2 separate regions of the Homo sapiens genome follow, and region 2 is linked to region 1. A link is an interaction called in ENCODE POLR2A ChIA-PET data of the cell type or tissue named here. Cell type or tissue: PC-9. All regions are shown on one strand. Each heading gives the region's core, and the rest is flanking DNA. Links, peaks and the distances in the headings are about the cores only. Region 1 has its middle 57 kb from the start of C9orf153. Region 2 holds the start of LOC101927623 (a long non-coding RNA gene).

Evidence for each region. ChIA-PET counts read pairs that join two places held together with the same protein. Peaks named below come from ENCODE experiments on the same cell type or tissue, not always from the same donor. Only the 100,000 strongest peaks of a DNase experiment are listed, where the experiment ranks them.
Region 2: POLR2A ChIA-PET joins it to region 1 with 5 read pairs; 4 of 35 experiments call an interaction of 5 or more read pairs at or near these places.

The regions. Positions count from the first base shown.
Region 1 is chr9:86,200,434-86,204,830 of GRCh38, reverse strand. No RefSeq gene overlaps it. Among named protein-coding and RNA genes, the nearest start is that of C9orf153, 57 kb to the left of the region's middle. RefSeq lists a silencer at 2,316-2,365. In PC-9, for the core only: a CTCF peak has its summit at 2,323 (motif pointing left); a DNase peak (open chromatin) is centred at 2,330.
Region 2 is chr9:86,125,646-86,130,042 of GRCh38, reverse strand. It overlaps LOC101927623 (a long non-coding RNA gene), which reads right to left and starts at 2,503. Exons shown (of 5, transcript NR_110996.1): 1 at 962-2,503; 2 at 715-813. In PC-9, for the core only: no CTCF peak of the experiment used is centred there; DNase peaks (open chromatin) are centred at 1,522 and 2,512; H3K4me3 peaks cover 396 bases; H3K27ac peaks cover 2,443 bases.

The DNA.
Region 1 (4,397 bases), core at 283-4,282:
GATCTTTCCTGCTTTCTCTTGTAGGCATTTAGTGCAATAAATTTCCCTCTACACACTGCTTTAAATGTGTCCCAGAGATTCTGGTATGTTGTGTCTTTGTTCTCACTGGTTTCAAAGAACATCTTTATTTCTGCCTTCATTTCATTATGTACCCAGTAGTCATTCAGGAGCAGGTTGTTCAGTTTCCATGTAGTTGTGCAGTTTTGAGTGAGTTTCTTAATCCTGAGTTCTAATAAAAATGGGTAAGGGACCTGATGAGACATTTCTCAAAAGAAGACATGGAGATGGCCAACAGGTAGATGAAAAACTGCACCAAATCACTAATTATCAGGGAAATGCAAATCAAAACCACAATGCAATATCACCTTGCTCCTGCTAGACTGGATACTATAATAAAGATAAAATATAACAAGTGTCGGTGAGGATGCTGATAAAATGCACCCCTGTACACTGTTGGTGGGAATGTAAATTAGCACAGCCACTTTGGAAAACAGTATGGAGTTTCCTCAAAAAAATTAAAAACAGAATGATCATGTTATCCAACAATCCCAGGAGCTCTGGGTAACCCTTTCAACAAGATGCACAGAGGCGAAGTACACACTGTTCACAGCAAGAGAATAACATAGGAAGGGTCAGACAAGAAACAATCTGACTTGAGAAAATAACCAAGAGAATGGATACTTGGTCTTCAGTAGCTTCCCAGTTCCTCAATCTATGCTTTTTCTGGCTACGGCCCTGCTTTCCAGCTCCATGAGACACACCTGTGTAGGGGCCAAGGAAGAGCTGATGAATCAACTCACAAAAGGCAGATTAATTAGAGAAAAGGAATGCAAATTTATTTAACATGTATTCCTTGGGAGCCTTCAGAATGAAGACCCAAACATACAGGGGAGGGCCGTGCACAGTGGCTCATGCCTGTAATCCCAGCACTTTGGGAGGCCGAGGCAGGTGGATCACCTGAGGTCAGGAGTTCGAGACCAGCCTGGCCAACATGGTGAAACTCTGTCCCTACTAAAAATACAAAAAATTAGCCAGGCATGGTGGCAGGAGCCTGTAATCCCAGCTACTCGGGAAGCTAAGGCAGGAGAATCGCTTGAACCCGGGAGATGAAGGCTGCAGTGAGCTGAGATCACGCCATTGCACTCCAGCCTGGTTAACAGGGCAACAAGAGTGAAACTCTTTCTCAAAAAAAGAAAAAAAAAGATACAGGAGAAATTGTCCATTTTTATGCTTGGGTTCAACAAAGTACGGACAGCGGTGTAGAAATGTGATTGGACAAAATATGATTTTATGCTAACAGACAGAGGCGGGTAACCCTGCAAGGCCTGTCTGCCTAGATTCTTCTTGGCCTTTCTGAGCAGCATTCCTTCCTTCGGGGTGTGGGGCAGGGCCCTCTCTGGAATGGGGGTCTTATGACTTATAGTCAAACAGCGTTGGTCAGATAATTTCTTCACAGCTAGTTTTTGCACAGAAAGGTAGAGGGAAGGTTAGAGTAATATTTTTAGGTTTATGGCTGGCTTTGGGGAAAAGGGATTCTGGTTTCTCTGACTCACCCTGGGGAAGGGGAATCCTAGTTTCTATGGCTAGCCTGGGGGAGAATGGGACCGAGAGACAGCAGGGCAGGAGGCTGGAGAAACACTTTTGCTTCTGAGGCCTTCATTTTGGAGTACTGTTTTCTGAGCCTCAACATGTGAAATATTATCATAAACTCCCCTATTTTGCTTTAAGCTGGATTGAGTTGGTAGCTGTTATTTGCCACCCAAAGAGTCTTAATTAAGATAATATCAAATAGGAGAAAAAAATCAAAGAGACTGAGGACAGTAGAGAAGTTAGGAGAAATAAAATGCTTTGAAGGGTTCTGGAATAAAGGCATTGTTTACACTCTGTTTTTCCATAAAATAAATTCAGGTATTTGAAATAGACACATTTTACTTGTTCTTTTATTTGCTTTATAGTGATATAGAAATATGGAAATGAATCCCAACAAATCAAGGAGTAGTGATCACAACATAATAGAACATACATGATCACAAAGAGTAGTGATCACAACATAATAGAACGCATGCTATTAATCTAATAAGAATTTTAATATTATTATTTTGTACATTTTTATATATCCCTAACAAGTGGTAAGTAAACGCAGTTTTGAAAAAAAAAAAAGTGAATCTTTTTTTAACATACTCAAGTTTGCTTTTTAAATGAATCCATGATGCTGTGAACATCTCTGCCCCGAATAAAAGTTTATTTAACTTTAACATTTGAAGATTTTGAAGCTTACATATCTCTAAAATTAATCATATTAAGGGTCAAAGTTGAGTAGCATCCTCAGCATGCTATTGCCCCCTAGTGGCTAATAGTAAGAACATGGATTTGAGTCAGGCACTGCCCCAGCATGCGGCTCAACCAGCTATCCAAAACTACCCACTTCAGCTTAGCCATCTCACCCTGTACTAAGGAGATAAACTCGACCAACTGACTGTTGTTGGTTTCCATCCCCTAACCCCATCAGTAGTTTCTGAAGGGATTCCGTCTTTCCCTAGAAAAATCTTGCTCCCAAAATTCTGACCTCTTTCTGAGTTTTCCACTGTCTGCCTCCCAGGACCGGGAGCTCTAAGTCGTGAGCAAGCCAGGGAAGCTTGGGAGGTCACTCAGAGAAAGCACCCCAATAGTATCTTATCTGGCTGCCATGCCATGGGACATATCTTGAAAACAGCAAAAGCAAAGTGAAATGCTTTCCACTCCACCTTGCAAAATGCTGCATAGAGTGAAAACTACTGAGATTCATGGACTCGTGAATAAGGCCACAGGCAAGCTCTCACCTTGTTAAAAAGAGAGGCTGTCCTGTGTGTGCAAAAATACTTGGTGTCCACACTTCTTGATGAGTTACCTTGGGAGAATTCCTCAATTTATCTGGGTTGGGTTTCACTTGTGAAATCCTACCCTGACAAATTTGCCCCACCTGCCAAGGCACAAATAATCACTTACACTTCTGTGCACCCAGAGCTCTTTAAGTCTTTTCTTTCTTTCTCTTTCTTTCTTTCTTTCTTTCTTTTTCTTTTTCTCTCTTTCTTTCTTCCTTTCTTTTTTCTTTTTTCTTTCTTTTCTTTCCTTCTTTCTTTCTCTTTCTTTTTCTTTCTTTTTCTTTTTCTCTCTTTCTTTCTTCCTTTCTTTTTTTCTTATTTCTTTCTTTTCTTTCTTTCCTTCTTTTTTCTTTCTTTCTTTCCTTCTTTCTCTCTCTCTCTCTCTCTCTCTCTTTCTTTCCTTCTTTTTCTTTTGAGGCAGAGTCTTGCTCTGTCACCCAGGCTGGAGTTCAATGGCACGATCTCAGCTCACTGCAACCTCCAGGTTCAAGTGATCCTCCTGCCTTAGGCTCCCGAATACCTGGGATTACAGGTGCCTGCCACCACACCCGGCTAATTTGTGTATTTTTTAGTAGAGATGGGGTTTCGCCACATTGGCCAGGCTGGTCTCGAACTCCTGACCTCAAGTGATCCACCCACCTCAGCCTCCCAAAGTGCTGGGATTACAACTGTGAGCCACCGCACCTGTCTAAGCCGTTTCTATTTAAGTTCTTGCACATTGTATGAATTCTGCTTCCTCCATCAGGCTTTAAGCTTTTGAGGGAAAAATATTGTGTCTCAATCACTTTGGTCATTTTGTGGGCAGTCCTTGTGCATTATAAAAACTGAGGCTGTCACCTCTGTCTGAAATCTTTGGGCAGTTCCTTATCTATTTGCCCTCAAAAGAAAAGTACCTAGCCAATGAGACTGTATCCTATAGCCAGGGCAAAAGAAGCTGTTCTCAGAACAAGGAGTCTTTACTTTGCTGCTAACTAGCTCTAAGACCCTGAATAGCCCCTATCGAATTGCAGTTTTCTCACCAGTTAAATAAACAAGTTGGATGACAATGTGTGACAGGTTCTCCAAGATTACTTTCAGTTCTGTAATAAGTGAATATATTTTCCTCTAATTCTATATGACCTAATTCTGCCCTGATCATTTCCTTTTCTCACTCTCTCACTTCCGATCTTTCATTTCTGAAGAATCACCCTCATGAAGGTGAGAATGAATTAAGTGGTACTAGAGTAGAGTCAGAGACATCATTATGAACTCACACACACACACACACACACACACACACACACATATATATATATATATACACACACACACAAATAATTACAGATAAGCTGGGTTAGCATGCATACATATGTTTCCTAGCCCTGTCCACTGAAAGGTTCTAGAAGCAATGACACCCCAGTAGCAACAACACACCCAGTGCACAAATCTTGATTTCTAATAAAATTCTCCAATCAAAAGAATCAGGGTTCCTTGAGAAGAAGCTGATTCTAGGGTTAGAGCAGTGTCTTCATCCATTTTCTGCTGCTATAACAGAAT
Region 2 (4,397 bases), core at 114-4,113, 75 kb after region 1:
AGGCATCTGCCACCACGCCTGGATAATTTTTGTATTTTTAGTAAAGATGGGGTTTCACCATCTTGGCCAGGCTGGTCTTGAACTCCTGACCTCATGATCCACCCGCCTCAGCCTCCCAAAGTGCTGGGATTACAGGTGTGAGCCACTGCACCCAGCTGACCTTGAACAAATTACTTCTCTGTGCCTTTATTGTAGAAAACAACTTCTAGAATTGTTGCTAGGATTCAATGAGTTAACACACACATAGAACAGCTCCTAGCACATAATAAGCAGCTAAATACTTATTAGCTACTACTATAATTGGTACCAGCCATGTGACCTGGAGAGTGGGCTTCATTTCCTCATACCTCCCGGGGTCTGCCAGGTCAGATGCAATAATGGGTGTAAAAGACATTTATGTACTGTTAAGGTACATCACAAAATGTATAGTATCATCACCACAGATTTAGTTACTTCTAATGTTGATTGTTTACTGTCCCTACAGGTAAGCTTACAATGTAGGAATCTTTTTGTCTTCTGTCACTGATGCATCCTGACCTCCAAAAACAGTGCCTGGTACATAAAGCACTCAATAGAGAGTTGTTGAATTTCTTGAATGGATCAATAAATTAATGAACAACTAAATAAGTGATCCTGGCTGTCTGAGTCAGTTCAAATGGCCATAACAAAATATCACAGATTAGGTGGCTTAAGAAACAGAAATTTATTTCTTACTCTCCTGGAGGCTGAAGTCCAAAATCAAGGCACTGGCCATTTTGGTCCCTGGTGAGGGCTCTCTTCCTGGCTTGCAGGTGGCTGCCTTCTTTGTGTGTCCTTACATGGCAGAAAGACAGACAGAAAGAGAGAGGGACAGGGAGAGATAGTGAGGGCTGGTGTCTCTTCTTACAGGGGCACAAATCTCATCACTAGGGCCCCACTCTTATAACCTCTTTAACCTTAATTACTTCCTCAGAGGCCCTACCTCAAAATACTGTCACTTTAGACGTTAGGGTTTCAACATATGCATTTTGGGAGGACACAATTCAGTCCATAACACGGCATGAGTGCACACATAAATTTCCATAAACATAGAAACAAAAATTCCGTAAATTCACTGTGGCTTGTCACCTCTTGACATGAACTTCTCTGAGCTCTGGCCATCTCAGGATACCTGCACCACCACCATTAGCACCGTGGCCTTTGTCTTCTTCGCAAGGTGAGTCTCTCCCAGGTTCCCCTGACTGCAGCTCTAACAAGCCAATTGTCCAGTGTGACCAAGGAAGAAGAGTCTTGCAGATTTTAACCAAGAAAGGGAAGGTCCAGTTGGTCTTGTCAAAAGACAAAATTCCAACAAATATAGTTATAGATCTAATTGGCTTTTATTTGCAATTCATGAATCAGGGCAGCTTCCATTCTACAAAACAGCATGAGGGTTCCTGCTGGACAGCAGCAGAACAGTGGGTTTTGTAAGGTGAGAACAAGGAAATAGGAAAAAAAAAATTTTAAAGTCGGATTGGCTAACATGAGGTTACTTTTTGTGTAAAAATTAAAGCAGAGAGGACTTCCTTATTGCACTGACACAGGTAGACTGGAATCTTCTGTTCTCAAGAAAAACTAGTCTATGTTGGATCTATCTGCTTCCTTAAAGCTTCTATTTGATGACGAGGCATTTAGCATGAATGACTCCATTTTGGTTTGGTCTCGTCTGTTGGGGCCTAGTACAGGAGTTCAGTCCAAAATAACGGGCTCCCATAATTTTGTTTAACAGCCTAAACTTAAGTTCTTCAGTGATCTGAATCCTCAGCTAGACCAAAATCTTCTGCTAAGTTGCTCTCCTTTTGACTGTCTGGCTGAGCTGTTGAAGGCCACAAAATATTTAGCAGGTAAAAGTACTGTTCAGGAACTATAATAATTTATTTTGTATTCATGGTGCTTTTCTGGCTTATAGAACATTGTTAATAAGTTGCTGTAATGTGCGCTTATATTTATGAATTTATAAACATTATGAATAATGTGATGATTATTGAGAGGCATATTGCCAAATATCCATAAACTGATCATTAGTCTATCTATGTATTTATCATTGTATATAAATATGTCAGTTTTGTTTTCAGGGAAAAAACTGTTTGCAATCTATAACTTCCAGGGCTCTTATCTCTGAATTGAACATGTGCCTAGGGGTATCAAACAGAACAAGACTCCAGATAGTAAGTAAATAGTCCTTTTTCTTATGACAGCTACTTAATCTGTAACAAAACAAGCAAACATAAAAGCTAAGTGATATCTAAAGCTTACCACCAAGAAAATAAGTTAGCAACTGAACAAAGCGCCTTCCTTCAGGCTAGATCTTACATACACACACAGTATCGACTTCAAGCCACTTCAGAAGAGACTCAGAAAGCTGCTGCGCCTGGCCTTGCCCTTAGGTTTGTTAGCTTCAGGGTCACAGTCCCAGCGGGGAGCTGACCCATTAGTCACACCTGCTTCACAGCCCTGCCAGCACTCACGGGGCCCAATGAGAAGCCACAGGCATGTTGGTAGCCAGGCCAGGAGACCCAAGGGCCACGCCCATAGTTCTACAGAGTCATGTTAACCGTGGTTGTTATGGAGACAGCCAGTGTTCTTCATGAATGTGTAGCTGTTTTGTCACTCTGCCTGGGTCCGGGGACAGGCTGGCTCGTTACAAAGGCACCCACTACTGAAGACAGGCTCAGAGGCAGGAGTGGCCCAGCCCTGCCTTGTAGATGCTGATTGAGCTCTGCTACAGAAAATGCTTGATACAAGACTGTGCACCCCACCCCCATCCCAAACATGACTTGACTCTTAAAACAGCCCTGTATAACCACAATTGGCTTGTTGCCCTTTTGTTGGCTGCACACACTGATTTTTCCACAACCTTCAAAACCCTTCCTGAAGGGTGTTGTGGAGCAAATCCCAGAAGATAAACACCGTGTGAATGAACCCAAACACAGAGGGCTGTGATTACAGACCCTAGAGCAGCCTTCGAAGTATGCAGTGTTCTTCCCTAAGGCACCACCTTCTCACTAACCAAAATGGGACTGACTGGTGCTGAGTCCCTCTCGCTTATTCTGCTGGGATGAAGCCTGCTGGATGCGAACTTTGTGCTGTGCTTTTTGTATTTGCTATTTGCAGAGCAGAACATTATTTTTTGGTGGAAGATAGAGATGTGGATATGTGAGTCCCTGCCCTCAATTAACTCATAATCTCTTGGACTCACATATTAACAATAAGAGGGTGGAATAGAAAAGCGGCTCCTAACTGATACAGGGTTAAGCCTGCGTAATGACAAATTTCAGAGCTGAACAAGCAGAGGACAAATCACTTAAATGCATGGCTTTAGAGCACTGAGGTCAGAACTACACAGCCACCAAAAAGAATGAGGCAAAGCCTGTGTGCTGATATGGAATAAGCCTAAAACACACCAGAGACTGACAAAGTAAGGAGCAGTACAGCCTGTGTGATGTGTTCCCTTTTGTGGAGAGGAGAGGGGGAGGAGGGGAGAGGCAGGGTGGGAAAATGCAGAGAATAAGCCCAGAGCATTCCTAGGAAACTGGCAACAGATTGTTTGTTTGTTTGTTTGTTTTGTTTTGAGACTGAATCTCACTCTGTTGCCCAGGCTGGAGTGCAGTGGTGCGATCTCGGCTCACTGCAATCTCCGCCTCCCAAGTTCAACCAATTCTCCTGTCTCAGCCTCCCGAGTAGCTGGGACTATAGGCGCATGCCACTATGTTCAGCTAATTTTTGTAGTTTTAGTAGTGACAGGGTTTCACCATATTGGTCAGGCTGGTCTCGAACTCCTGACCTCAGGTGATCCACCCGCCCCCGCCTCCCAGAGTGCTGGGATTACAGGCCTGAGCCACCGCACCCGACCCCCCCACCGCCTTTTTTTTAAAAAAAGCAACTTTGTTGGGGGTGTAACTGACAGACAATAAGCTGCACATATTTAAAGTATATAGTTTGATAGATGTATACACCAGCAAAACTATCATCTCAAAAAGTACACATCTTCATCCCCCTCAAAGTTTTCTTGGACCCCTTGGCAATGCCTCCCTCTTGATCTTCCCCACCCATTCCTCATTCCCTAGCCAACGCTCCAACACTGATATGCTTTCTTTCAATACAGATTAGTTGGTGTTTTCTAGAATTTTTTTTTTTTTTGAGATGGAGTCTCACTTTGTCACCCAGGCAGGAGTTCAGTAGTGCGATCTCAGCTCACTGCAACCTCTGCCTCCTGGGTTCGAGCGATTCTCCTGCCTCAGCCTCCTGAGTAGCTGGGATTACAAGCACGTGGCACCATGCCCGGATAATTTTTGTGTTTTTAGTAGAGACGGGGTTTCACTAATGTTGGCCAGGCTGGTCTCAAACTCCCGACCTTAGGTGATCCACCAGCTTATGCC